Regions from separate parts of the Mus musculus genome. Here regions 1, 3, 4, 5, 6 and 7 are each linked to region 2. A link is a loop called in an ENCODE intact Hi-C map of the cell type or tissue named here. Cell type or tissue: left cerebral cortex. All regions are shown on one strand. Region 1 overlaps Pla2g5 (phospholipase A2, group V). Region 2 has its middle 12 kb from the start of Gm32930. Region 3 overlaps Pla2g2f (phospholipase A2, group IIF). Region 4 overlaps Gm32770 (a long non-coding RNA gene). Region 5 has its middle 61 kb from the start of Vwa5b1. Region 6 has its middle 51 kb from the start of Gm32549. Region 7 overlaps Pink1 (PTEN induced putative kinase 1).

Region 1 (4,000 bases), 51 kb after region 2:
ACTGTACATTTGATCAGCTTGCCCCTCTTCATTACAGATCTGCATAAGATCAGTGTTCTATTGCTGTGAAGGGACACCATGACCACAGCGACTCTTGTAAAGGAAAACATTCAATTGGGGGTGGCTTACAGTTCAGAGGTTTAATCTGTTATCCTCACAGCTGGAAGCATGGCTGCATGCAGGCAGATATGGTGCTGGAGAGGTATCTAAGAGTTCTACATCCAGATCTGCAGGCAGCAGGAAGGGGATGTCACACTAGACCTGGCTTGAGCATCTGAGACTTCGAAGTTCACCCTCAGTGACACACTTCCTCCAGGACCACATCTACTCCAACAAGAACACACCTCCTAATAGTGCCAGTCCCCATGAGCCTCAGGGGGGGGGGTAGGGCATTTTCATTCAAACCACCACACCTCCACTGTTTAGCTATTAGGAGGCAAAACCAGGTCTGTGAACTTCTGACCAGTGGCAGTTCTAGTGGGTGAGAGGAGCTAACTTACCAGGCACCATCGCTGCTGGGTCACACCCACTTGCCACAGGTTCTACCAAAGGGATGTGGCTGTAGTTTCATACCTGCTAGGGGTTTCAGCCTAAAAAGCATTCAGACTCTCCAAAGAATAGCTATTGATTTGGGAACAGGGCTGCATTGCAGTAAGATTATGAATGCTGAAACCTATTTGAGGAGGGTGAGCTAAGGGGAAGTTTAAATTAGCAGGAGAGCACAACACCTTTACATAAGCTGCTTAGATACCAAGCTCATTGGTTGTGGAAACCAGAGGCAAGAGCTGCCGTCTGTTTATTGGTGGAGATTCTGTTGCTAAGCAAGCCTTCTATGTAGAGCATCTTGCCTGAGCTGTCGCAGTCTTAGAGAAAAGTCAAACTTTGTCCCAGGTATCTGTGCTCACAGGCAAGGCATGGGAAGCTTGGAGTGCATACGGGACGAGAGAGAACTTCTCATCAGGGTGAGAGGTTTAAAAAAAACCTTCAGAGAGAATTTAGCTTTAACATCCAAGCACAGTGTCCCCAAGGTACCATTGGCTCTAATTTTGTTTAGATTTGGCTGGAACTCTCTCACTTTGGACTCTCCCACAGGTGTGGGGGAGTCAGGAGGGTGGCTCTGGACTCAGCATCCCCATCTCTCACCTCGACAGGTGCTGTCAGATGCACGACCGTTGTTATGGGCAACTGGAGGAAAAAGACTGTGCCATTCGGACCCAGTCCTATGACTACAGATACACAAATGGCCTAGTCATCTGCGGTAAGGGTGGCTTCTTATTCAGCCTGGGAGTTCTCTGCCCGAGAGGTGGGCCTGCCTATATCTTGTGAAGCAGAGTGAGGTTGAGGGACACAGGGCTGTGACAACCTCTTTAGACTTCCAGGAAAGGGAAGTCCCAGTTGAGACTCAGTATTCGCCAGTACTGTGGGCTTATAGACTTCCTCTCCCTGGAGAGAGTTGGTTTCATCTTCTTTACTTCACAAGTGTAATGACAGCTCAAAGGTTGGCCAGTGTGCAACAGGATCCCTGCCCAGGCCCCTAAATCCAAAGCCAGTTGCATCCAGGTGCATCTCTATTGAATGCCTCCCACAGAAACTGGTTCCACCCTCAAGCTAGGCACTCTACCCAAAGGGGGTGTGTCTATGGCACCAGGCTGGGGACTCCCTGAATAGAAATTTCAGTCATGATCAAGAAGAGCTGAGCATCTAGTTCTGCAGCGGGACTCCTCCCTCGGATTACACATCTCAGTTCAGGACCTGAGGCTCTTCCATTAGATTATGTATGGCCCCGATTCAGAGTCCTCCTCCACACACTATGAGATCCCTCAGAGCAGGACCCAGACGGGGAGTCTATGCAGACTAGAGGCCATCCTCTGATACGAAGTTGAACAAGTCAGCATTGATGGGTCCAGTCTTCCTATGCTCATTTTGTCCTCGGCATCCCTTTTTGCAGAACACGACTCCTTCTGTCCAATGAGGCTCTGTGCCTGTGACCGGAAGCTGGTCTACTGCCTGCGGAGAAACCTCTGGACTTACAACCCTCTTTACCAGTATTACCCCAACTTCCTCTGCTAATGTCCGCTGTGCGCTCTGCCCTGGGGGCACCTCCCACGGTGGCAGTCTCCCTCTGCTGTATTCCTGATGTGTCCCGCCTCCCCCACAAGGTCTTGGATCTGCCTTCCTCTGTGCACCAGTGGACTGGACAGAGCCCCCCCCCCCCCCCAGGGCTACACTCTTCCCTCCAGAGTCCGAGGAAGGGACTTTGATCTAGAGTTGGCAGACTCTCAGGATGGCTGAGCCTGCACTTGCTAAGTTGGCTCTGGGCCCTGAAGCTCCCCCGGCTCAGGCCAGCCGTGTTGACTTTTCTTTCAATTTCTGGAACCCAACTGTCATTAGCACCCTCCAGAGACCTTTTACTGGAGGAGAAGCCAAATTAACTCTATAAATCTGCTATGTAGATATTAAATAAAACCCATTCTCAAGGCTAGAAAAACACCACCCCAGCACTTCCTCTGACGGGGCTGGGGTGGGATTGCCCACGCTTTTCCAACCCCCCCCCCCCCCCGAGGCATCTGTATGCTCTCGGGGATGGAGGTCAGGAAACAGGTGGGAGCCTTGACGCCTTGATGCCTTTCATGGTTTGTCTTGAGTTCATTTTCTTCAACCTTAGGCTCCTTCAAGCCAGACCTGGGGTTTATGTTTCTTCTGGAGGAAGATGAGACACAGCCCTATGCCACCTTGAGCTCCTGGCTAGAGAGGGCAACAATCAGCTCCCAGCCCTGGCTTCTGGCAGCTGTATGGTCTTTTAAACCTTTGGATAGTCCGAATCTCTCTGGCTCTCCTCAAAATATAAAACAAGGCTCCTTCCAGGAGTATACTGGTGCACACCCCAATCCCAGCACCTGGAAGGTGGAGGCAAGAGAATCGGGAGTTCAAGGCCAGCCTCTGCTCCCTAGCAGGGATAGTAGCCTAGACTATGTGAGACTGTGTTTCAGAAAGGACCCTGGTACAGATACAGGGGAGCTGGGGTTCTGAGATGTCACTCAGTGAGAAAAATGGTTTAAATAAGATTCGGGGGGGGGGGGTAGAGATATATCAATGGCGGAATGTCTGTCTATTTTTCACCGAGTTAGGGGCTCTGAAAATCTCAAGTCATCTATCGCTTTATAAAAGACAGAACTTTCTCATAGCAACAAGACAGGAGGAAGAGATGTATTCAACAGTAAAGCAGTGTCCTTCCGGAGGAAGGGTCTAGGCTTCTTCAAATGGAGCTCCAGAATGTGCACGGGACACATCCGATCTATATTTAGAGACCTTTAGTGTTCAAACATTTTCTAAATAAAGCTAATTATATGAGACTACCCTGAATTCACATGTTTTGGTGTATGCTAGTGACTATATTTAAACAATACTGGAGTGGGGCTCACATGCTGGTTTTTAACTCATGAAAATTTCAAAATTGGGGTGGGGGGTGGTGTGCTGGGGAGATGGCTCTGTTGGCTCACTTCAAGCAAGCATAAGGACCTCGAATGGATCACCAGGAAAAAAACCCAAAACAGCTGGCCATGGTGGTATGCACTTGTAATCTCGGCAGTAGGGAGGTGAGCCAGGCCTCAATAGCCAGCCAGGCTTACCGAGTTAGTGGGTCCTGGGCCAGTGAGAGACCCTATTTCAAACAAAGCAACCAGCAATAAAAGTTCCAAACAAGAAGGTGAACCACACTTGGGGAATGGCACCTGAACTGTTTTACACACACACACACACACACACACACACACACACACACACACACACACACACACAGAGGCACACATACACAAACACATGCATAGGCACACTCACATGCACACACACACTCATGCATACATGCATGCATGCACACACATATACGCATGCATGTACTTCCCAATGCATGGCAATGAGCACAAACATGTACACTCACACACACTAAACATATATACTCACAACACACATTAAAAAGCAAAAACAAAACAACCCCCCCTTT
Region 2 (4,000 bases):
GAAGGGGCAAAGACTGCCCTTTAGTTACTGTATGTCCATTATAGATCCCACCTCTGCCTCCCATTGCGTAGGGACTTGGATAGATGGGTTGGGAAGCTTCCTCTGGGGGAGAGAGTGATGCGTTCACAGGGAGGCTCTCAATAGGCTGCCTGCCATCTCCCCGTAGCAGTGGGGAAAGGAAGAGGTCATGGTAGATGAGTGTGACCCTCATAGCCCAGGCCTAATATGTGACCCTAAATTTGGTGATAAAAGCTTATAACTGAAACCGAGTGAATTCAGTGAGAGAGTTGCTGCTGGCGTTTGCAGAGCTGCAATGTGGAACATTCCAGAAGGACCAGACTGCTCACCCAAGAGTGTCACTTTTGGAGGTATGTGTGTGGGAATCCCACACCTTAGAGACAATGAGGTATAATTTTTGATTTGAATGCAGAAGCTTCTAAAAATATTGCAGGATGGAAAATACTGCCTCTAAAAGAGTCCTTACAAGAAGAAGGGAAGCTAGGCAGCTCACGGATGGAAAAATTCCAATCTTGTAAACAGAAAAAAGGATGGATAAGTGTCTGCGTGAAAGGCAAAATTAGTGCTGTTTAAAAGAGCCTGGGGGGCGGGCGAGAGGGCTCAGAGCACCGGTGAGGGGGTTTATAAGCTGAGTGATTCCTGGAACCCACATGGTGGAAAGAGAACTGATTCCCATGGTGGTCCTCTGACCTCCAAATGCAGATCTGTACACAGACACACACACACATACATACACAGACACACATGCACACACATACACACACACACACACACACACACACACATGCACAGGCATACAGACAGATAGGCAGACAGAAAGACACACACAGACACACAGGCAGACAGCCAGACAAACACAGACAGACACACACACAGACAGACACACATACACACACAGACACACACACATAGACACACACAAACACACACACACATAGATACACACACAGACATACACACACACAGACAGAGGATTCCTATGGTCCCATGCCATGTAGTTAGTACAGAGTACCTGCTTGTAACCAGATTTGCTCTGTTTCTGGGGGTCAGGAGAAGTTTAGCCCATAGTGCAAGGTCACAGAGGGGCTATCTGTCACCTTCTCCAGGCTGTATGGGCAGCTGGGTGTGACTTGATCTGTGGGACCATAGCTCCTGACCCAACGCTTCCATCCTGAGCTTTCCTCTCTCCATAATCCCTCCCCCCTGCTTTTCTGCAATTCTCCCTTTGAATGAGAGCTCTTTTTCTATCTCAGACTGGCCTCAGATTGGCAGCCCACAAGCCTCAGCTTCCTGGGTTTATTTATGGGCCTTTGCCACCAAGATGGGTCTCCGCCTGTCTTATCTGTGGCCAACACATGTTCATTGTAAACAATGTCTTACCCCCAAACCTATCAATATTCCTTTAGTGCAAGGTTTAGTGGACAGTTCTTGGCTGATGGTCATTTGTAAAGATTTCTCCTTCAGTAATCCTGAAACGTCCCAATGCTGCGAGCCTTCAATACAGTTCTTCATGCTGTGGTGACCCCCCCCAACCACAAAATTATTTTCCTTGCTACTTCATAGCTATAATTTTGCTACTGCTATGAATTGTAATATTGATATCTGATATGCAACCCCTATGAAAGGGTCATTTGACCCTCAAAGGGGACACAACCCACAGGTTGAGAACCTAAGGCCCAGGCTTAGCCATTTTCCTGGCTAGCATCTTAAAAGGCCCAGTCAAACCTTTAGTTGCAGCTATTCACAGTTCAGACTCCAGGTATTACAAATTCTCAGAGGGAGCTACGATATGGTTTCTATCCTTGGAGAGTCTCAGGGGCACCTGGAAGATAATTTATGCCACCCATCCCAAGCTGCAGGGAGGCCCAGTGCCCAGTAGATGGCAGCATAGGACCGTCCAGCCCCATCTAATGGGGACGTGTGCTGAGTGGGGAAGACTCTGGGTTTCACATTGCCTTTTCTCCCATCTTCACCACCCAAATTACACAAGCCAACATCAGAGGGACAGTTCAGAGCTCTGGGTGGCCGAACATCTTTTCTCAAGAACCTGCAGGTGACATTTTACTACTTTCAAACTTGTGGCACAAAGAAAAAAACAGCTAATCACTTTATATAATAAGGGTGCCTGTCCCCTGTGTGGAGGGGAAGAGAAGAAACTTGCCTCAACCGTAGACGCTTAAATCACACCGAAATTCAGCCATTAGGTTTATTCCGCAAAGAAAGGGGCAAGAGGGTCTGGGGCTCTGTGCTCAGAGATTCATATCACTGGGGCAAATACAAAGGAGAGTCAGGCAGACTTGGATGGGCTGGTTTGCCTCTGGGAAGCAGACAGGTGCTCTCTGGCCAGTGTGAATTTGTGTGCTAAGTGCTGCCCACCGCACACAGAAACTTGTCTGCTGAGGTCTGAGGACTGCAGCCACATCTATCTCCCCCCCGTTCTTAGGTTAGGAAATCTTTCTTCCTGGAAGTGGCAAATGGTTAAGGGATCAGAAGAGCGCATATTCCTTTTCACTAAAAAAAAATCCAAAAGGAATTTCCTATTACAAGGTTTAACTCCTTGTTTGTTGTGATTTGAGGCAGTTCTCATCTGCCTGCCTCTGCTTCCTGGGTGCTGAGATTAGAGTGTATACCTCCACACGCAGCCAAAATCAAATATTTAACACACACGTTGGTTTACATGTGTTGGTCAGAGAAAATAGAGATCTAGGGATAACGGCTCATGTCTGAAATTCCAGCCCTCAGGAGGTCGAGGTGGGAGAGTCATGGCCAACCTCATCTGCCTGGACGACAGAGCGGGATTTTGAAGGGAACAAAAAAAAAAGGAGAAAGGAGAGAGTTTTATTTGGAGAGTTGTTAGTGTCATAGGCAGACAGGAGCATAGTGTAGCTACGGTCTCTCTCTCTCTCTCTCTCTCTCTCTCTCTCTCTCTCTCTCTCTCTCTCTGTATGTGTGTGAGAGAGAGAGACAGAGACAGAACAGGAGCGGGCAAGTGCCAAGCCTTCCCTTAGATACAATGAGGCATTGTTCTTAAAGATTTCTGAGAGACAGAGTGGATCCCACATCAAGAAGTAGCTGACTTAATAACTAACAACACAGTGTGTCTGAGTCAGGTGTCTGGAGTTCAAGAATGGTGGGGGGAGGGGACAGTCCACTCTAGTGAGGGTTTGTATGTGCTTCTGTTTGTGTGTGCTTTTTCATTTACATGCATTTTCATTTGCATGCATTTTATGTGTGTATGCATCTGTCTGTTTATATGTTCTCTGTGAGTTTGTGTGTGAATGCGTGTGTCTGTGCATCTGCACATGTGTGTTCATGGATGTCTGTGTGTTGGTGTCTCTTTGCGGGCATATGCATGCATGCACATTGTGTGTGTTGGTTTTGCATGTGTACACATTATATTTATGTGTGTCTGTGTGCCCTAATGAATTTGTGTGTGAGCTTATGTTTGTGCACACATGTAGGCATGTGTGTGTATACAGGCATATATGTGTTTGTATGTGAACATTTGTATGCTTGTGTGTTCTTGGTGTACGTGTGTACACATGTGTGTGTCTTTTGTGTGCATGTGTGGGTTTCTTTTGCATGAATTTGTGTTTGTGGGTTTTTTTTAACATCTGCATGTTGGTTCCTGGGTTTGTATGCATGTGTGCTTATGAATGTATATTTTGTGTGTTTGTGTGATTTTGTATTTGTACTCCACATGTGAGTTTTTGTGTGTGCATGTGTGTGTATACATGTTTATGCGCATGTTTTCAAATGCCTGTGTGCTTGTGCTTGTGAGTTTGTGTATGCATTCAGGTGTGTTTGTTTGTGCATGTATATATGTGTTGATGTTTGAATATGCATGCGTGTTTGTGTGTTCGTGCTGGTGATTTGTTTGTGTCTGTGTGTTTGTAATACCCCATTTTTCAGAGCTAGCAATGAAACAGGACAGTATAAAATAGCAGGAGAACAGTATAAAACAACTTCAAAATTATTCATA
Region 3 (4,000 bases), 100 kb after region 2:
GACTCTACTGTTGTAGGACCCAGCTCACCTGTACCTCAACCCCCCTCCCCCTGTCTCCACAGAATACAACATCTCTTCCCCAAACTAATAAAAACCCTCCTGTCTTGGCTGCCACTGCTGGGTCCTTCTTAGGGTCAGGGTGGGTACAGGGATGCACTCCTAGGTCTCCAGTACCGAGGAAGGCAGGTTCCTTTACGTGTCACGGCTGGCCGAGCTCCATCTTTCCCTCACCCCTATGCTTGTGGGGAGATACGGCCCGGTGAGGCTAAAGGCACAGCTGAGAAGGGAGGAAGGTGATGCCCAGGTGATGGACAGGGGCGTGGGGACCCACCACTCCATGATGACAACCTGTGTGGGCTGCTTCAGGCATCCACCTTGCCCGGGGCACTGTCCCAAAGTCTCTGAAGCCACAGCTGTGCTCCGAATCATGCAAACGGCCATCGACTACCCCTCCCTTTGTGCTTCCACACTGATGTGCAGCAACGAGTGGCTGAGGTGCGGACACCGCCCTCTTTTAGGGCTGTATCTCTGGTTGTCCCTTCTGTGATGGAACCTCTGGCCTAAAGGTCACAGCCTGATAGGGCAGCCAGGAAAATGGCAGCTATCTTAGTGAGCTGAATGAGGGTGGGAGGGTCAGAGAGAGGCAGGAAATCAGTCTCCTCCTGGTACTAGTTTTGAGGCCAGATGCCTCAGATAGAGAAAGTGGGGCAGCCACAGGAAGCCATGGAGCAAACCCATCTAGGTCCCAGCCCCTGCCTCCTCTCCCATTCAGGTTCCTTTACGTCTTCTCGTCTGGTTCCTGAATGGGCACAGTGTCCAGAGGCACGAGTGTTTGTCCAACTTTGATGTCTAATGCTGAGACAATCATCACGACCAACAGGCAACTGGGGGAGCCCAGGGTTTATCTGCCTTATGCATCTCTGTCACCGTTGATCATTGAGGGAAGTCAGGGTAGGGCTTTCAGCAGGGCCAGCGGCAGGAAACAGAAGAAAGCAGCTCTCTAAGTTGCTCCCTATGGCTTGCTCAGCTTTCTTTCTTATTCAACCCTGCCTAGGGATGGACCGGCCCACAGAGTCTGGACCCTCCCACGTCAATCACTAATCAAGAAAATGCCCCATAGGTACCACTGCTGGCCAGTTTGATGGAGGCAACATCTCAGTAGAAACTCCTTCTTTCCCAACTGTAGGATGTGTAAAGTGGACAAAACCAGCCCAGCCCAGTGTTCCTGGGGGTATGGGGGAAGAAGTTCCCAAGGGAGGGGAGGCTGACACACACAGCTTCTGTCCCTTGCCTCAGTCCTTAGTGGAGCAGCCTTTCTGCATCGCAGACCCAGCTCATTAGGAGATTCTAGAAGAAGACAGAGACTCTGTATCCTTAGTGTCTCCTGGGTATGGCCTCTGTTCCCCAAGAGCCCAGGCCTGGCGGGTGAGGAAGGCCTTAACCTTCACACACGGTGCTCTGTGGTATGCCAGTACAGATGAAGATGTTCCAAGTCTGGTGGGGAGAGGGGCGTCCCAGGGATGCCCAGAGGCCATTCGGGTAGGGCTGGGGAGAGAGGAAGGGCAGGAAAACCAGGACCTTGAGGTGGGCTCCTCACTCCCACAGTCTGTCTCTCCTTTGTTACTCCGGCTCAGCCTTTCTGAGCCCTGAGGTTGTCTGCTGTGCACCCCCACCCCCCAATATCTCCTCACCCTGGCACATCAAGTGTCTGTGGGGCTAGGTGCATCCTCTCCCACTGAGGCCAGATTTATGACTGTTTTTCTAGGACTTGGGTGACACCTGGTGGTCAGTATAGGTCACACCTGGTGCTATTCACCACATTGGCTCCTCTGCTGTGGAACTACAGTGGGGTCCCTATCCCACAGACAGATCTCACCCCAGGCAGCCAATGTTCCCCTGGAGCAAAAGGATATTACCTCCACCATCTTTTCATGGACACCAATACTACCTCTCAAAACCGCCAGACGTTTCAGGCAAAGACAGTGGACTAGGTGGTACCCAGCTCAGCCACTGGCTGGCCACAGGACCCTGGGCAAGTCACATCACCCCTCCAAGTCTCAGCCTCTGCACTCTGCGACTGGTGAGTGCACAGCAGAGGTCTGGGAGTCGGGTGGGACTCAGGTCAAGAAGGCGCATGACCTAGTACAGGGTCTGGCATGGAGGACAGAAAGGGTTGGAGCTGGTGATGACGCCTCTGGTTCTGGTGTTGATCACCTATGGGTCTCGAAGTCAGGTAGGCAAATAGGAGCAGGAAGAGGAAGAAATGGATTGGCCATGACCTTCCCCACAAACAGAAACCTGGCAGAGACAACGCTGTGGATTAATGAACCAGTCTGGTCCTGATTGGGGGGTGGGGTGGGGGGAGTTGAAGGGAGCTTAAGGAGGAGGGAGTGGGGGGACACTTACTTCCCAAGCTCACAGGCCCCTTCGCCCTGGGCTGGGCTGGGCTGAGCTGGGCTCCGTGTGCATACAGTAGGTACTGGGCTGGGCTGGGCTGAGCCGGGCTCCGTGTGCATGCAGTAGGTACTGGGCTGGGCTGGGCTGAGCCGGGCTCCGTGTGCATGCAATAGGTGCTGGGCTGGAGCACGGCTATTTACTCAGCCCAGCCTTGACTGTGAACACAGCCCTTCCTCCCCCGAGGCTGGCACAGCGACACCAGCTGTCAGGCTCCCCAGTTGTGGCTTCCTAACGAGCAGCTGATGCCACTGTGACTGTGACAAGCAAGGTTCTGGAGAGAAATACTGACATTTCCTAGACTCAGAGACAGGATCCTGGCAAAGCCAAACCAGACTTCCCTGTAAGGGCCACCACGCAAGAGCAGCCCACTGAGCAGGAGTCAGTCAAGGAGTAACTGAGCAGCTACTATATGCACACTGTGCCCCAAGCTGCCTTATCTCTCCAGCTTGGCAGCCGCCTGAGCTGGGCACTCTTCACCGTTTCCTTTATAAGTGAGGAGGTTAACTCCCAGAGAGGCCACATAAGTTAGTCATTGTCACCCAAGAATTGCCCCCTGACTCCATTGAGCCATAACCTCAGAAAGCTTCGCATCTAATAGCCCTCTCCTATAAAGGGGGATGTGTCTTAGTTGATTTTGCTGTGACAGAGTTCCTTCCTGGCAGAGCTACTTAAGGAAGGGATTGTTTGGGGCTTTTAAGGATTTGTTTGAGGTCATACACAGTCCATTGTGGTGGAGAAGGCATGGGAGCCAGAGCTTGTGGCAGCTGGGTATGTTGGCCTACAGTCAGGGAGGAGGGAGGGAGGAGAGAGGGAGGAGGGAGGAAAGAAGAAGAAGGAGGGAGGAGGGAGGGAGGGAGGGGAAGGAGGGAGAGGGAGAAGGCTAGCGACCAACTACCTTTCTCCTTTACCCCTTTTTATTCAGTCTGGGTCCCTAGCCATGAAATGGTGTCTACCATATACAGAGTTGGTCTTCTCTCCTCAAACTACCTCATAAACACCCTCAAAGGAGCACTTGGAGGTGTGTCTCCTAGGTGATTCCAATCCAGATGGTTTGTAAGGAAGTAGACATCGTGGAAATGAGCCAGATTTCAAATCGGGAGACCAGGCTTGCCTTCCGGCGCGCTGCAGACACAAGCCTTCATTTCCACTAGTGATCCAAGAGTGAGTCACCGAGTCCTAGGGTCTCTCCAGTGATCAGTGAGACCGTGCACGAAAAAGCACACTGGGTGACACACACACCAGCCACTCACCACAGTGAGAAAACTAGAGGAGGAGGCTGGGGGAGGTCGCCCTTATTCCAGCCTCTCTCCCTTCTAGCCAACTCTGAATCACAAGCCACTTCTTTTGTGTCCCTCAGGCACAGCCAGAACCAGGAACATGGCTTCCTGGGTCCAAGACTGACCTCTGAGCTCTCCCTTTCCCAGTTCTGCTTCATCTAGGCTCAGCCTATGAAGGGGAGTTCCTGGACATGGTCAGGTTCAAGCTGTTGGGCAGCAATGCCAGCTGGGTGACAGAGACCAGGGGGTTGGACAGCGCCTGCCTT
Region 4 (4,000 bases), 140 kb after region 2:
CTGCCGTGCTCCTCATCTGCGTGTTTCAGAACAGGCATCTCATTACCCTAATAAAGACAACACGGTCTTTGCAGCAATAAGCCAGGCAGGTACACTCTGCTTTTCCAGGTACTTTATATTTTAGAAGAGCAGAAACACACACACACACACACACACACACACACACACACACACACACACACACACACGAGATGGTATCAGTAATACAAGACTAACACCCGGCAGACACTAGGGAATGTCTGGGAATGTGTGATGGAGGTCCCTCTGGGGGGCTCTACCTATGAATCTACCCAAGAAGAAAAACAGAAACATAGGATGAAGGCAGCATCTGTCAATCACAGATACCATAGCCCCTCAGGGGTGGAGTCTTTATTGCCCTTAGCTGACTCTTTTTTTTTTCTTCTCTCCTTTAGGCAAGCACTCTGTAAAGCTGTAAGCATGAGTGGCCTTCTCTCCACAGCGTCCAGCTCTGACCTTCCACCATTGTGGCAGAGCCCTGCAACATGGCTGCCGCTGGCTTCCTAGCCTGCCTAGATCTAGAGAGCTGTACTCTTTACACGGGGGACCGGGCTGCTGGCAAGGCTCACAGCCAGCCTAAGGGAGCCTCGGGAGAACCGTTGGCATTTGGAGAACATGTCTTTCCTCATTTAATGCTTTGCCTACACTTTAAATGATGGCATGTCAAGATGGGGGAGGAGGGGTGTGCTGGGTGGGCGTAGAGGTCCCCTGTGCAAGGCAAATGACATTTTCTCTGCTTGGAGGAGATGGCAGACTTAGGAAATGCTTAGTTGACTGGTTCCTGTACCAGCTTGCTATGTCCCCCGCCTCCCAACGCCCCTTTACTGCTTCTGACCAGTGAGTGTCTCTACACTATCCCACTCAATAAACTTGACTTGGATTGTTTTTTGGTTATTGTCCCAAGTCATCTTATTTACACGAGTAGACTCCAAGGGCTCAAGCACCCCCCAAGTGTGCATTTTGTTTGTGTTTTTCCTCTCCCTCTCTCTCCCCCTCCCCCTCCCCCCTCTCTCTCTCTCCCTTCCTCCCCCTCTCTCTCTCCCTCCCTCTCCCTCTCCCCCTCCCCCCCCTCTCTCTCTGTGTGTGTAGGCACACATATGCCGTAGTGCAGATGTGGAGGCTGGAGGATAACCCTGGATGTCCGTCCTTGACTTCTGCCTTGGTTGGCACAAGGTTTCTTTCTTCTTGTTCACTACCTGAGATCTTCCAGGGACTCTCCTGTCTTCATCTTCCACCTCACTGCGGGAGTGTCAGGATTATAGACATGCGCACTACCGCATCCAGCTTTCTGTGGGTTCCAGAGTCAAATGAGCGCAGCAAATGCTCTACCCACTGAGCCACCTCTCCAGCCCAACGCCCGTTTCTGCTATTAGGAAAAGATAACCTAAAAAGCACACGGTTGAAGGGCAGCTGAGAGCCACTTGCTCTTCGTGTGGCATAAAGGTGGGGACATGCGTATCCCCTGGGTCCAGACCCCCAAGGCTCCATCCCAGGTTCCCCTTCTAGCACCCGTACCTATTGAGACAAGTAATTTCACCTTTTTTTAATGTCCCAAGGTTTAAAAGGAGGGTGTTACCTCCCAGCGCTGAGGGAGCTAAGTGCATGAATACTCAGGGATACCCACTGAGCAACACTGCAAGAGAGGCTTTTAGTCCCGGTGCTTGTCTGTCTGTTTGTTTGTTTTAAATAGAGGTATGCTTAAGACATGGTGAAAGGTACTTTTGGCCTAAGAGGGCACTCCCGGGCCCAGTGAGTGACCAAGGTCTTGTCCACAACCCATTCTGTGTGTCAGAGCTCTCTCTGCTTTTGCCCTCACAGGGCACCCTTCTTGGTCTCTCCTTTCTAGGGACAGGTCACCCTAAAGCGCCACCTGGTGTTCTTCCCGGTGCTTCGCCAGCACTCACCAACCTGTCTGCATACCAAGATTAAACGGAAGAGAAATGTATGTTGAGCAGCTGGGCTTTGGTGCGGTAAAGGCCCCGCCCCCTGCAAACCAGCCACTGGCCCTCAGACAGGAAGTACAACCTTTGAACCCTTCATCAGGTGGCATCTGTGGCTCAAGGTTTGAATGGGCAGTAGAAAGAGGAGAGAGGGAGGCTATTGCTCTGATCCTGCATTGTAAGGAGATGCTCACGGACCTAGTGGCCTTCTGTAGAACCTGGGGTAGATTCTTAGCTGGCTTGAGGAAGGACCATGGAGAGTCAGAGTGGCTTGGCCAAGGTCACGTGGCCAGGAGCAGGGAACTGCGAGACACACCCAATGCCTAATGCCAAGTCCTGGTCAGTGGCTCAGGATGTCTGCAGTGGGTGGAGGGCAGGAGGACATTTTAGTTGTGACCAGAAAGTCAGCCCTATCAGTCACCACCAATCTGTGTGAGGAAGAGTCTGCAGGTGGCTCAGAACTCCCTGGCTCCCACCTCGAGCTGAGAGCCCTGCTAAAGAACTCAGCGGACACTTCAATTCCAAGTCCTAATGCATATCCATTTGGTTATTGCGAAACTAATGAGACAATTTAATGGTGTTTACGGCCTCCTAATCATCAATTATGCAATTTTCATGTCAAGGACAATTTCTGCTATAACTGTTCACACTGAGTCTTGAACGGAGGGCTGGCACAGAAAGCATAGGACAAGTCTCAAGAAATATTGTCTGTGCCCCAGCCGTCCGAGCTGTGGGTCTCAGTAGCATCTGCTATAGATGGCCCTGGGAGCAGGGGCTGGCTTTTGATTGATGGGGCGGTGCAACTTTCACCTACCACAAGCAGGAGCCTGTGAAGATGGAGCAAAGAAAAAGCTTGAAGGTGACAGATTCTGGGTCCCCTCAGAGCTGGGTACGGATGTGGCAACACAGGGATTTTATTTCTCAGACCATAGGCAAAAAAGAAAAAAAAAAAACTTAAATCCAACTCCAGCTTTTATTTGCATCCATCAAGTGTGACCTTTAGAAATGTGGTAAGGCTAGGATAGTGAGTGGTTCATGACTTTAACACCAGTACTTGAGAGGCAAAGGCACGTAGAGCTCTGTGAGTTCAAGGCCATGATAATCTACATAGTGAGTTCTAGAACAGCCAGGGCTACATAGTAAGACCCTGTCTCAAAAAGAATCAAACACACCCAGGAAGGATTGAATCACATAAAGAGACACACTCAGCTAGCACTGTGCGTTTGCTCTGTATTCCATCCCAGGCTAGGCTGTGGAGACCTCTCCAGGAGATGCAGAACTTGAGTGCATAAAGGTGCTATAGCAGGCTTCAACACAAAGGGGTGTCATAGGCTGAATCCTGGTGACTAAGGTAGGCAGGGAGGAGCGCGTGGTGAATTTGAGGCAGGAGAGGTGCGGCCTGCCCTGCCAGGGACCAAAGAACTCAGAGCAGCCGGGGCATGTCCTTCCTGCACAGGTAGGTGTGACGGCACAGGACCCTTATTGCCACATCAAGGGACATGGACTTGACCCTGTAGGACAGGGGATTCAGCATTGGTTTTGAAGACCGATGCATCACAGTCCAAACTGGAAGCTTGTCTGAGAGACGCACTCCCCAGAGCTCTATGGAGGGACAACGAGGGTAAGATGGGCTTGTTGGAGTCAGATCTGGGGGGACATTCCATAACCTTTCCTGAGAGGAAATGCAGAAACACGTACTGACCGCAGATAGAAAGGGCGCCAACCACCAAAGGAGTTTGTCCAAATCCAGCTTGATGAACTAAAGGTGATTGGAATTGTTTCCAGGATCGTAAGTGACTCGGGACAGCTAAAATACTAGCAAGCCCTTTGGGAAGCTGACTCTCAGCTGCATCGCTGAAGAGGCCACCCAGAGTATGGCTGGCTCCACTAAGGCGCCATACTACCTAAGGTTCCCCGCCCAGGAAGGGGAGGAGTTACGGGAGGGTTCCCCGGTTCCCCACCCAGGAAGGGGAGGAGCTATGGGAGGGCATACTGAAGGAAGACTTCACTGAAGAGCATCTCTGGATAGCAAAGCCTCACCT
Region 5 (4,000 bases), 290 kb after region 2:
ACCCGGTGTAGTTCCAACTATTTGCCCAAATGGCTTTGACTCAAGTGGCATGGCCGGTGCTTGTCCTTGTCAGACAGAGCCTCAAGTGCCTACCTATCACGTGATGCCCTGTGTCTTTCTCTGCTCGCCCCCATGACCTCACAGTGCCTAGACACTTCCTGCTTCTTGGAAAATACATTAGCGCCTTGCCTGGTGTAGTCATTTACATTGATGTTGCAGAAGTCCTGGGGCCCGGCTGTCTAATTCCATCACCTAGCTGTGCCTACCACGGAATTGTGTGTGGATATATTTTCAAAGGGTGGCTGCTTTGTCATGGTAGCTCTGTTCTTCTCCAGGCTTTTGGCTCATAAAACTGTTGGTGTGACAAGATTTGACTTGTGTCCGGTCCTTTTGTTCTCAGAGGCCAAACTAGCAGGACAGGGACCAGTTCACCTTCCTTAGTAAGCTGCCCCTGACTTGGCAAGGCTTTCTCCTAAGATGACCGACGGTCTTGGTTTGCTGGGGACTGAGAGGTCGTGGGGAGGTTTTAAACCTGAGAAGTTGGTCACAGTTCCTACCAGGAATTCTGGGACCCAGAGTGATAAAAACCTCAAGTTTAAAAGAAACAGGTCACGTGAGTACCAGCGCCACTCAGGCATTAGCTAGGGACTACCCCCGGGGTACCAATTCCGCCCAGGCCATCACAAGTGCACCCATGGAGCTGGCCCGACAGCCTGAGAAAGCCGCCAGTCAAACCAACACAGATGTTGGCACTATCCAGTGGAGGACCCGAGCCAGATGTGCGCATGGTCTCCTAGCAGAGTTCATCTGTGTTGCCTGCTATCCCAAGCCTTCTGTAACAGAGAGTGACCAGGAAGGATGTTAACAACTGAGACTTTCTAACTTACAAAGAATAGAATACCTTCTCTTCCTATGGGACATAGTTTAAAATTAGGATGCTGAACTGTGTTTAATTAAACAGCATCCATAAAATGTGTTTATTCAACAGGCCACAGCTTCCAAACTTGTCTCCCCCAAACAAGTATGGGGCTCGTTTGGACATCACAAAGCAACTCACCTTTTCCCCCAAACTGGTGACCCCCACAGTGGTCAATATTGATTGTCAATGTGACCTGAACTGGAACCACCTAGGAAATGCATCTCTGGGCATGTCTATGAGGGGTTCTCTAGATTGGCTTAGCTTAAGTATGAGACTCGCCTTCACTTCAGGTAGGACACCCCACGGACTGATGTCCCAGGCTGCATGAAAGACAGTGAGTAAGCTAAGTACCACCTTCCACGAGCCTCTGCTTCCTGGTTACAGATGTAATGTCATGTGACCTGCTGACAACTCCCCTGCCATGTTCAATTGCACTCCCTTGAACTGTAAGACAGAAAGAACCCCACCCCCTTAAGCTGCTTCTTGTCAGGAATTTTGGTCACAGCAACAGGAAACGTGATCAATACAAGCCCTTAGCAGACTGCAGGGGAAGTGGTTGACTAAATTAGGAATTTCCCACCAGCCCCCAAACATCGCAATGAAGCACTATCAGTTCCCACAGGAATGCCAACAGGCTGAGCTAAAGCAGTCGGTGACACCCTGATGGCACTTCCCCCTCATGTTCTACTGACCCTCCTGTAAAGGCCAGGCCAGGATGGCGGTGAGGACCTCCTTGTCCCTCACACTGGTAAGGATGCACTAAAGATTAAAAGGGACTCCTGGGCTAACTCCAGCATCTCCGTAAGACAGGAACTGACCACACCCGGGATTCTGGGCATGATAACAGCCTGTACCCTGCAGGGCACTGTTGCCTATCACACCATAGCCTGAGCTCCCCGTGAGCTCTCAGGTCCCCTCATCCTGGTCTACCAAGAGGACTCCAGCCCCACCCTGTCAAACTCCATCATTCTGCTGGAAGCCCCAGCTGCACTCACTCACTGTGACCCTGGGAGCATCCAGCCGGAGCACACCCAACGTCCAGCCCAGGTCTAGGGTCTTGGAAGAAGAAAGGGACGCACATGCTCTATTGCACAATGAGCCCTGGATCATCTTAGTGATATGTGATGCAAAGGGCCCTTTCCTATCCCAGATACCTAGAAGGTGGGCCAGACCCCACTTTAAAACCCGGCTCAGCCGACAGTAGGGAAGCTGTTTGCTATAGCTTTCTCAGCCATCCTAAGACAAACTGGTCCCAGAAAAGCCTCAGACCTCAGATCCAGCGGGTAGATACACGTTCTGCCAGGCGTTGACACCTTCCCTGTGTCACCCCACTACCCCCCATCCCCACCCCCCCACCCCACCCCACCCCCACCCCGGCCTGGGTGACTTCTGAACCTGGAACTCCCTGCTGGAAAGCAGGAGCTGTTTACCAGATCTCTTCTGCACTCAAGTTGGCAGTGCCATCCTGACATCCAGCAGAGGGCGCTGTGGGTGTGCACTGCCTTCCCAGACCAGGGCTGTACACAGCCTGGGTATGGGAACTGAGGAGCAAGCGTAAGGATGGTGCCCCACGACCCAGGCTGTTCCTGTCAACCACCTCTCTCCTCTCTGCTAAAACCAAGCACTTTGTAGCAGCCCAGAAGCCGGCTGACAGGCGCCATGTACAGAGCTGTGTGTTCAGACCCCAGGCTGGCTGACCTTTGCAGGAGAAAGTAACTATGTGGTCCTTGCCTGCTTGGCCCATTCCTCCTCCTCTCCTCCAAAATATTTGCACCACTCCCCACAACCTCAGGCAATGCCTACTTCTTTCAGACAAACTGCCCAGACGTCCTCTCAATAGTAACTTCCTATTTTATTAGTGGTGAGGGGGAGTGGTCTATGTCTTCCATTAGACTAGGAGCTCCCAACTCTAACTCTCTCTCTCTCTCTCTCTCTCTCTGTGTGTGTGTGTGTGTGTGTGTGTGTGTGTGTGTGTGTGTGTGTGTGTGTGTGTGTACTGCTGCATACCACCCTGCCCCCATCAGATTGGAGGCCTTTCACGGGCAGGGATTTTATGTCCTTCATCAGACAGGGGTTCTCAAATAGAGCTCTGTCTCCTTCATTGGCTATGACATCCTTCAAGGCAAAGCTTCTCCCACTCCCATAGCACCCGTGTAAGCACTGGCTTCAGTCAGTGATCAGGTTAGGACCATCCTTTCTGTCATTCACTCCAGAAGGGACCTGAAATGACTCAAGCCCCATGATCTTTGCATACTGAGTATAAAAAGTTAGATATACCAAACATCACCAAATTCAGGGCGAGAAACGGAAGGGACAGATGGAATTTTAAGAGTGGAGACCTTTGCTTGGTGTCTCAGTCTCTGTGAGCCCCCATGGGCCAGGTGAGTTGTCCCTGTAGGTCTTGTGTCGTCCTTAAGCCTGCGGGCTCCTAATCCTTCTCCCGACTCTTCCACAGGACTCTCTGAACTCGGCCTAATGTCTGGCTGTGCATCTTTGCATCTGTTTCCATCCGCTGTTGGATGAAGCCTGACTCGGACTCTGTTGCCTGTCTTTGGATCCCTCTCCCCTAGCTGGACTTAGTGCAGGAAGATGAGCTTAGTCCTGATGCACCTCGATGTGCCGGGCAAGGGAGGATGGAGGTGAGAGTGTGGGATTGGAGGAGAGGCTGCAATCGGGATATAAAGCGAATGAGAGAATGAGTAAATGAATGAGTGAATGAATGAGAATAGAAACCTTGGCTTCTCATGCGTACCACCCTTCACTCTTCCCTGACATATCCACACCGTCACCCCAGACTCTGCTCAGATCCCTGCTGTGCTATGCCAGCTGTTCTCCCTGCCTGCAGATGATGGCTTCATATCCAGCCTCCACACTGCAACCAGGGAAGACTCAAGCATCCTCTAGGCTCCCTCTGCCTCAAGAGGGAAAGTCTGGACTCAACCTCACAGGCAAGATCTCTCATCTGGACTGGGGGTCCCACTTTCTGGTCACTTCTTATGTGTCATACCCGAGATCTTTCCCTCTATTGACAAGCCATGTCACCTACTAAACCTAGAAGCAAAATGAAGTCCCTGCCTGCAC
Region 6 (4,000 bases), 300 kb after region 2:
TTTTGCAGGAAGGAAAACTGAAGCACAGGATAACAAAAGACTTGCCCAGAGTCACATGTCCAGTGTGCTACAAAACAGAGATATGAACCTGCTCAGGCAGGTTCCGGTGTCTGTGCCTCCTGCAGCTCAGCTCAGTGGCCTCTCCCAACTCAGGCCTTGGAGAACACTAGCCAGTGTGGGAAGTGTTGGCCTAAATGCGTGTCTGCTTAGCTCTGGGTATTTTGAGCAAATGAATTTTTTTTCCTGTAATTTTCCCTTGGGTTGATGTTTAGATTATGGACAAATCGGGGTAGGCCCAGATGGTGGCTGGGAGGTAGAAGGAGCCCTGTGGGTTTTTTTAACTAATTAATTAATTTTAATTAAGATTGGCTTTGTGGCACGTGACAGGGAGAACTGCTGTGCATCTATCTGGTCAGCTGATGGGGGCAAGAGAAAGGAGAGGAGAGAGGGAGGCCACAGGAAGAGTGGAGGGAGAAGAGGGGAGACATTCATGGGTAGGAAGAATCAAGATGGAGCATGAGGAGAGAAAGAAGAGACAAAACGCAAAAGAAAAGAGAAGACATGCTGATTCACAGAGTCCTCTCTAAAAAAACGGAGAGAAAAAAATAGAAAGAGCCTCTGCCCCCTCCCACCCACCCCCAGCATCCTGCATACAGGACACTTCCTGTCCCAGCTTTGTCCTCCCAGCCTAGAGCAGCTAACGGGTGTCCTTCCTAGCAACAGGTGAGACCCTGTTAGCACAGAGCTCTTCTGAGATGCCTGGGGCAGGGTCAGAGATTGGTCCTGCCTAGGAGCACAGGAGTCTTAGCCCCTCCCACCTCTGGTCCCCATTCTAGTCCAGCTCCTTGCCAGATACTTTTCTGTGACGGCTGGGAACAAACCCGTCCGTCACCCACCGCTTGCAGCCTCCACACTCCTGCTCCCTGCCTGGAACTTCAAATGAGCCTGACACAATTTCTCTGCAGCCGCTCTCCCCCTGTCAGATGGCTCAGCCTGCACAGGACTCAGCTCTGCCTCATATCTTCAGGTTAAAAAAGGAGCAACAGCAGCCTGGATCCTGCCTCTCTTCATATGGGAGCATCAGCCCAGCGACAGAGCCGAGAGTCACTGGTGACACTTCAGCTCTGAGCTGAGCCCCGGGGCTTCCTTAAGGGCATCCGGATAATATAATCCCAACGTCCTAAGCCTAGTGGACTCCAGTCCCATCCAGGCCAGCCCCCACCCTCACCACAGGCCTCTCTTAGCCCCTCTAGGATGAAATTTGGGATGATGTTGCCATGGCGACCGCGGTACCAGCAATCGCTGTTCATTATTTATGCTCAGGGGATAGAATTATATGACCTGGAACCAAAAAAAAAAAAAATGTGCAAAGCGACTGACATTATGCAAAGAGCGGAGTTGCCCTCAAAACAGAGGAACTCAGAAAGCCGTCCAGCACCTTTGCTGGGCCTCAGCAGGCCCTACCTGATAAATGGCACACCTGCTGAGATTTGGGGGAACTAGATGACCTGACTGCCAGGCAGGTTCTTAGAGACAGTGATGCCTCCGGAAACTACCATCCTTCTCAGCATGGGGCGGGGTCAACAGAACTACCTTCCTTCTGAGCATGGGGCGGGGGCGGGGTCAACAGAACTACCTCCCTTCTGAGCATGGGGCGGGGGCGGGGTCAACAGAACTACCTCCCTTCTGAGCATGGGGCGGGGCGGGGTCAACAGAACTACCTCCCTTCTGAGCATGAGGTAAAGGGTCAACAGGGCATCTCAGAAACTCCGGTTTAGATCATGACCCTTTGCCAGAAGCCAGGAACATCAGCCAGCCTTTTGTGAAGGCTGCCATCCTCCGTGGAATGCACTGGCAGGACCCCAAGTCCTCTGTGCACCCACCACCTCCTCAATGCAGCTCTGCTCTGACCTAGCCTGTATCTATGCCCAGGAATCCCAAAACTATAAAAAATTAAATCTGAACATAAATGTTTGTCTGGGGGAAAAAATACATGACTTAAACACTACTTTTCCTCCCTGAACTCTGCTTTCTAACGAACGTTTAAGATTTTTATTTATTTGTATGCGCTTGGATGTTTTGCTACATGTGCACCACATGTGTAGCTAGTACCTATGGAGGCCAGAAGGGGGCGCTGGATAGTACTGATGTCTCTGGCAGAAGGCTAGTGTGAGAACAGAATACGTTGAGGTTCCTAGGGACCTGGCACACAGTAGGTGTGCAGTAAAAAGCAGTTGGTTGACTCCTTGGAGATTGGCATTTACCTTTCAGTCTACAAAAGTTACCCCCCCCCCGTATGTGTGTTTCTGTGGGGGGAGTCTGTCTGTCTGTCTCACTCTGTACGTCTCTGTGTCTCCCTGTGTGTCTATGTCTGTCTATGGGTGTATCTGTTTCTGTCTCCCTGTGTGTCTGTCTATGTGTGTATCTGTCTCTATGTGTCTGTCTCTATGTCTCTGTCTCTGTCTCTGTGCATCTGTCTGTATGTCTCTGTCTCTATGCCTCTGTCCCTATGTCTCTGTCTCTATGCCTCTGTCTCTATGTCTCTGTGCATCTTTCCTGGCCAGCCTTGACTCCCCTGGAATGTCTGCCTCTCCCTCCCCAACAGCTGTACCAATCCTCCCCACCCCAGACCCCCTGGACCTTGCCTGAGGACCCGCCCATAGGTGGCTCCAGAATTCTCAATGGAGCCAGAGCTCTGCCAGCTGGCCCACCTCTCACCTCCCTCAGCATCCAGAAGCCGTGTCCCTCCACCTCAGCCAAGGCTTCTCTGATCCCCTGCTGTCACTCCATTTTCCAAACCAATGTAGCCTCTGCTGCAGTCAGAACCTCTGGGTGGGACTACCACCACCCTCTGCCAAAAGCCAGGAGCATGTGGGCACACTCAGCCCAGCCAGCGAAGCCAGCTCCGGCACCCCAGCACGGGGGCAAAGAGCATCCTGCGATGAGTCAGTCCCCACGGTGCCTCGTGTTAGACATGTTTTACCTCTGATGAGTCCGCCATTCTTGGCACCTAAGTCGCAGCGCAGAGCAGAACAGTCGAGAGAACAGTGAATATTTTGTAAGAGCCAGAGGCTCTGAAGGCCTGGTGGGGTGATGTTGGGGAGAGAGAGAGAGAGAGAGAGAGAGAGAGAGAGAGAGAGAGAGAGAGAGAGAGAGAGAGAGAGAGAGAGAGAGCAGGAAGGGGAGAGGAGGCAGACTTGAGGGGTGTCGGTACTGTGAAGTAGGGGTCGACGTGAAGACGTGAGCTAAGGTTCCCTCCCTCATCTTCTTACCTCACCTGTCGCCTCTCTGTCTTTCCTTTCTCTTTTTCTTCCCATTTTCCCCTCTCTTCCCTGCTCCCGCCCTTCTCCCTTTATCTCTCCTCACTAACTTATTCCTGTTATCCTTTTTCTTTTCAACCTACTCTTTCAAGTGGTTTTCCTTTTGCTCTTGTTCCTTGCTGAGCACCGTGATGGGTACCAGGACCCTGGTCTGCATTCCCACCACGACAAAGCTCATCCCATCTCTCTAACCTCACAGAGGCCAGCAGAATCAAGCCCAGCCTCCTTCTGACAGATGAGGGCACCAGGCATCCAGGCAGAAACCAAGTGTTGAGCAGGTGTTAGCCTGGAGCATCTCAAGTGGAACGCGCAGTCCTATCATGTCGGAAGCACAGCCCGTGCTTCACCTTTACCGATGGCGGACCAGAGGCTCGAGGAGATGTGTCACCTGCCTAACACCACCCCACCTGTACACGGCAATAACAGGAATCAAAACTAGACGCAAGTGGCTCTCGTAGCCATGATCGATTGTGCCCCTCGATGGTGAGAAACAGCTCAGGGGTTCTCAGAGCAACTGAACCCCTGAACCATGGGGGAGAAGTGGGAAGCTTGCTGCCCCCCTCCCTCAGCAGCTACAGGCTGTATTGTTCTTGTAACTCGTCAAGAATAGCCAGTATAGGGCCTGCCCGCCTGACTCCCTGTCCTTCCTTCCTTCCTTCTCTCTTTTTTGAGACAGTCTC
Region 7 (4,000 bases), 530 kb after region 2:
GGCATTACACAGACTGGAACAAATGCCATGTGACTGTTCATAGAATAATGGCAAGAAAAAAGTGCCCATACAAGTTACTTGTCTTGTTTTGTTTAGTTGTTAAAGACAAGGTCTCAGGCCAGGCATGGTGGCACACTCCTTTAATCCCAGCACTTGGGAGGTAGAGGCAGGTGGATTTCTAAGTTCAAGGCTAGCCTGGTTTACAGAGTGAGTTCCAGGACAGCCAGGGCTAGACTGAGAAACCCTGTCTCAAACAACTTACCCTCCCTCAAAGAGAGAGAGAGAGAGAGAGAGAGAGAGAGAGAGAGAGAGAGAGAGAGAGAGAGAAAGGTGAGAAAGACTGTCTTAGGCAATGAAGCAGAAGCAGGCTGCATGAGAACCCTGTATCAATGTGCCTCCCCACTCTTGTGTTTGCTATGTAGGTGGCCCCTCCCCTCCCCCCCATTCCCCGCCCTCCACCTCCAGATAACTACATTCTTTTCCCTCACAGGCAATTTTTACACAGAAAACCAAGCGCGTGTCTGACCCACTGGACACTCGATGCTGGCAGGGCTTCCGTCTGGAGGATTATCTGATAGGGCAAGCCATTGGCAAGGGTTGCAATGCCGCTGTGTATGAAGCCACCATGCCCACGCTGCCCCAGCACCTGGAAAAGGCCAAACACCTTGGCCTTATAGGAAAGGGCCCGGATGTCGTCCTGAAGGGAGCAGACGGGGAGCAGGCTCCAGGGACTCCCACCTTTCCCTTTGCCATCAAGATGATGTGGAATATCTCGGTAAGGATGGACTGTCCTCCTTCTGAGCAGGCACGTCTCAAAGAGATTGTCTTTGGGGACTGGGGGAGACTTTCACAGGCTTTCCACAAGAAAGCCTATGGGGTTAGGCTTCTCCTGTCTTATGTGAGCGTCTGATTTTTTCGCAAGTTCTGATGGTGCCGCCCAGGCTTCTGTTCTGTGAACTACTCTGAGCAGCAACTGCCTAAACCACCGGTTTCTGAGCTGACGCTTAGTTCATCTGAGGTCAGCCATAAAACCGTTCACTCCTCCTTCCATGACTGGCTTCTCTGGCCAGGGAGGAGCCATGGTCTTCTCTATACCCCAGCATGATCCAAAGCTGTCTGTCCCCTCTCTGTGGTCAGTTTTGAGCTGGTGGTGACAGAAGACATCCCTGGTGGCAAGCATCAAGGGCTCTGAAATCTTGGCCTCTGTTCATTCCCAGGGCCACTTAACTACCAAGAGTTCGAGGTATAGCAAGCGTTCTCTAAGTGGTACCTTCCGCCGGTTTCGGGGAGTAGATGGTTTGGGCTTGCCACGTTAGAGGTGTTTATCTCACCTCGATGGTCAAAGCCAGATCTAGGTTGCCATCGTCTTGGTTCAGATCCCACAGGTCTGTTTAATCACACGTGCCCTGTGGCTGTGTTTCAGGCAGGTTCCTCCAGCGAAGCCATCTTAAGCAAAATGAGCCAGGAGCTGGTCCCGGCAAGCCGCGTGGCTTTGGCTGGAGAGTATGGAGCAGTTACTTACAGGTGAGCACTCCTTTGCCCACCGAGCAATCACGTGCTCTTTGAGAATAAACGTCTCCCCAGCACTACTACGCTGCACAGTTATCGCGTGATGTCCTGTAAGAATTTTTGATTTGTGGATAAGTTAAACTTGTGTCACACCGGCTAATAATGATGCTGGTGGCTGATTCCCATGGGTGCAGGAGTAAACACCAGCCAAAGAGGCCCAGTTCAGAAGGCTAGGCATTGTCCTAATTCTGGCAAAGCAGTGTGTGGGTGTAGCGCCACCTAGTGGTAAGCCTTTGTGACTGAGGCGCCACCTAGTGGTTCACATGTACTGTCTCCACGGGCGGGAACACTATTGACAGTGGCTGAGAGCCTGAAGTGCAAACTCCCGTAGCCCTAACCCTTCTACTTATTTCTATGACTTTCTTAGCTGCCTGGCTTCGGTCCTATGTGTCTATTCGATTTTTCCAGGTTTCTCTGGTTGACAATTGGTTCTGTATTCTACCTCTGGTGCCTGTGCCAAGGGTACTAGCTGAAATTCTGCTGGGTCTCCAGAGACACCCCCCCCCCCAGACGACTCATGGCTCATGCATGCCCACTTGGCCTCTGTCCGGAAACCTCGGACTCTGCTCCTTGCTGCCTCTCCCACCTCAGGTCTCGCCCTTGCCTGTCTGTACCCTCCCCACTCCCGAAAGCTCACCCCGTCTTCCTCAGAAGCCAGAGCTCTGACTTTCTGCATTGCTCAGGCTGCAGTCTCTGCACACTGCAGACAGACCTAACTTGGACCAAATCTCCCATCTCCCCACACTGCCTTGAAGCTACTATGACACCTGCCAGGGTGCTGCCAGCCTCCTGCTGAGGTCCTGACACTCCGTGTCACCATTCACCCAGGGCAAGGACAGTGCTACATAGTGCAAGGACCCACTCCTGTGACACAGAGGGGCAGTACAAGAACACACATGAACTAGGCCCCAGGACAGGGCAGTTATCCTCCCAAACTTGGCTCATCACTGGGGACTCCTCCACTCTCCTCTGCACCCTTAGCACTGGTGCTCCTCTCTGTGGCTCTTCTGGTCCTGCAAGCCTTTGCTTCCAGTCGCCTTCCCTGTGTCCCCTAAGAGAAGTGACCTACCTGCCTGTTCCTTTTCCCAGCAGCCATCAGGATCTCAGATGAACCCATGAGCACCCTGACCTTGGTTCCTAATGCCCACTTTTGGTCCAGTCAGCTTTGGCAGAGAGGCAGAGCCACCCTGTCCACAGTGCTTTGTGGGGCCCTGGCTGTGGGGCATCCTGCAGGGGTGAACAAGGGCCACCAGGTGGCAGCACTACAGCGAACTGCATCAGTGTTGGGGACTCATTTGGGAAAGAGGATGCTAGTCCCTGTGAAGGGGGAGATGACTTGGGCTGGGTCCCTGTCCTCAGAGAGCTAAAAGAATTACTCTCGTGTTGGATCTCAAAGCGGCGACTCTGCTCTATACATAGTTCCAGCATTGTAGCTAATGCTTGGCTCTCTGTGTGACCATAGTAAATGCTAACAGAGCATCAGCCTTGCTGAGTCCCTGTGCTGCTGAGCACGACTGTAGTGCTCTGTGCGTATCAACCGCCTTGTACAGAGCATCGCTGAGTCTGTATTTCCCACTCTGCCCTGAGCTCAGAGGGAATGAGTAGCATTGCCCAAGGACTGAGTGTGGCAGTCGCCAGGGTCTCTGAGCCACTGTGTTCCACCATGTGAGATGGATAGATGGGCCAAAGGGTGGGCTAGAATGGGAGAAGTCACCCCTGTTGGGGTGCAATAGCTGGAAGAGAGCAGACCTGCAGTGGATATGGCAACTCTGCCTGAATGGGTGCCTGAGGTGGTGGCCTTAGCTCGTCTGCCCAGCACTTGTCTCTGATGCTGGCCCCATCTGCTGTTCCATTTGCCTGAACAGAAGATCCAGAGATGGTCCCAAGCAGCTTGCCCCACACCCTAACATCATCCGGGTTTTCCGCGCCTTCACCTCATCTGTGCCCCTCCTGCCGGGGGCCCTGGCTGACTATCCTGATATGCTGCCCCCACACTACTACCCAGAAGGCCTGGGCCACGGTCGCACACTGTTCCTCGTTATGAAGAAGTAAGTGGTGGTGCTTGTGTGGGGGCGGGGGTAAGGATCGTGCAGCAGCCTCTCCTGTCCCATGGGAGCTGGTCTGTGCTTGGAGCACAGGGAAGAACAAAGCACGCAGAAATGAGAGCCGTGTAGGAGAGAGCTGGGTTAGAATGAATGATAGATCATCTCATCTTCCAGAATGTGCGCTTGGCACCTTGGTAGCTCCTCCCTCTATGGCGTCCTCTTTCAGTGCCAGCTAACTTCAGAGACGGCGCTGAGGAGTTGGGGAGTGACACTGGCATGGCTTCTGAGATTTGGGGTCAGGGTGGATGAGATCTGAAAGGATGCCTGGGAATAAAGATAGGAGAAACTCCAGAAGGGGAAAGGCCCAGTCCTAGCACGGAAGGAGG

What was found. Hi-C counts contacts between places; a loop is a spot of excess contacts. Peaks named below come from ENCODE experiments on the same cell type or tissue, not always from the same donor. Only the 100,000 strongest peaks of a DNase experiment are listed, where the experiment ranks them.
Region 1: a loop joins it to region 2, with 2.0 times the contacts of the local background. A loop is called at or near these places in 4 of 42 quality-filtered maps.
Region 3: it touches region 2 in a loop (7-fold over the local background); 35 of 42 quality-filtered maps call a loop at or near these places.
Region 4: a loop joins it to region 2, with 7 times the contacts of the local background. A loop is called at or near these places in 18 of 42 quality-filtered maps.
Region 5: a loop joins it to region 2, with 2.3 times the contacts of the local background. A loop is called at or near these places in 4 of 42 quality-filtered maps.
Region 6: it touches region 2 in a loop (4-fold over the local background); 4 of 42 quality-filtered maps call a loop at or near these places.
Region 7: a loop joins it to region 2, with 4 times the contacts of the local background. A loop is called at or near these places in 5 of 42 quality-filtered maps.

Annotation. Positions count from the first base shown.
Region 1 is chr4:138,798,610-138,802,609 of GRCm38, reverse strand. Pla2g5 (phospholipase A2, group V) reads left to right here. Exons shown (of 5, transcript NM_011110.4): 4 at 1,152-1,258; 5 at 1,949-3,363. The coding sequence ends at 2,070. Among named protein-coding and RNA genes, the nearest start is that of Pla2g5, 19 kb to the left of the region's middle. In left cerebral cortex, no CTCF peak of the experiment used is centred here; DNase peaks (open chromatin) are centred at 785, 1,159, 1,653 and 2,291; H3K27ac peaks cover 2,867 bases.
Region 2 is chr4:138,849,580-138,853,579 of GRCm38, reverse strand. It overlaps a transcript of Pla2g5 not described here. Among named protein-coding and RNA genes, the nearest start is that of Gm32930, 12 kb to the left of the region's middle. In left cerebral cortex, a CTCF peak has its summit at 1,890 (motif pointing right); DNase peaks (open chromatin) are centred at 436, 1,331 and 1,903; H3K27ac peaks cover 2,613 bases.
Region 3 is chr4:138,746,645-138,750,644 of GRCm38, reverse strand. It overlaps Pla2g2f (phospholipase A2, group IIF), which reads left to right. Exons shown (of 5, transcript NM_001360875.1): 5 at 1-112. Among named protein-coding and RNA genes, the nearest start is that of Pla2g2f, 9.0 kb to the left of the region's middle. In left cerebral cortex, CTCF peaks have their summits at 1,787 (motif pointing left) and 2,654; DNase peaks (open chromatin) are centred at 1,783, 2,680 and 3,576; H3K27ac peaks cover 2,345 bases.
Region 4 is chr4:138,706,740-138,710,739 of GRCm38, reverse strand. All of the region lies in intron 4 of Gm32770 (a long non-coding RNA gene), which reads right to left. It also overlaps a transcript of Ubxn10 not described here. Among named protein-coding and RNA genes, the nearest start is that of Ubxn10, 17 kb to the left of the region's middle. In left cerebral cortex, a CTCF peak has its summit at 1,886 (motif pointing left); DNase peaks (open chromatin) are centred at 655 and 1,891; H3K27ac peaks cover 473 bases.
Region 5 is chr4:138,560,595-138,564,594 of GRCm38, reverse strand. It overlaps a transcript of Vwa5b1 not described here. Among named protein-coding and RNA genes, the nearest start is that of Vwa5b1, 61 kb to the left of the region's middle. In left cerebral cortex, a CTCF peak has its summit at 2,412 (motif pointing right); DNase peaks (open chromatin) are centred at 1,467, 1,795, 2,406 and 3,838; H3K27ac peaks cover 2,024 bases.
Region 6 is chr4:138,545,373-138,549,372 of GRCm38, reverse strand. No RefSeq gene overlaps it. Among named protein-coding and RNA genes, the nearest start is that of Gm32549, 51 kb to the right of the region's middle. In left cerebral cortex, a CTCF peak has its summit at 2,120 (motif pointing right); DNase peaks (open chromatin) are centred at 232, 942, 2,124 and 2,913; H3K27ac peaks cover 2,767 bases.
Region 7 is chr4:138,317,513-138,321,512 of GRCm38, reverse strand. It overlaps Pink1 (PTEN induced putative kinase 1), which reads left to right. Exons shown (of 8, transcript NM_026880.2): 2 at 491-775; 3 at 1,424-1,524; 4 at 3,435-3,617. Among named protein-coding and RNA genes, the nearest start is that of Mir7019, 3.3 kb to the right of the region's middle. In left cerebral cortex, CTCF peaks have their summits at 1,799 (motif pointing left) and 2,816 (motif pointing right); DNase peaks (open chromatin) are centred at 1,796 and 2,834; H3K27ac peaks cover 295 bases.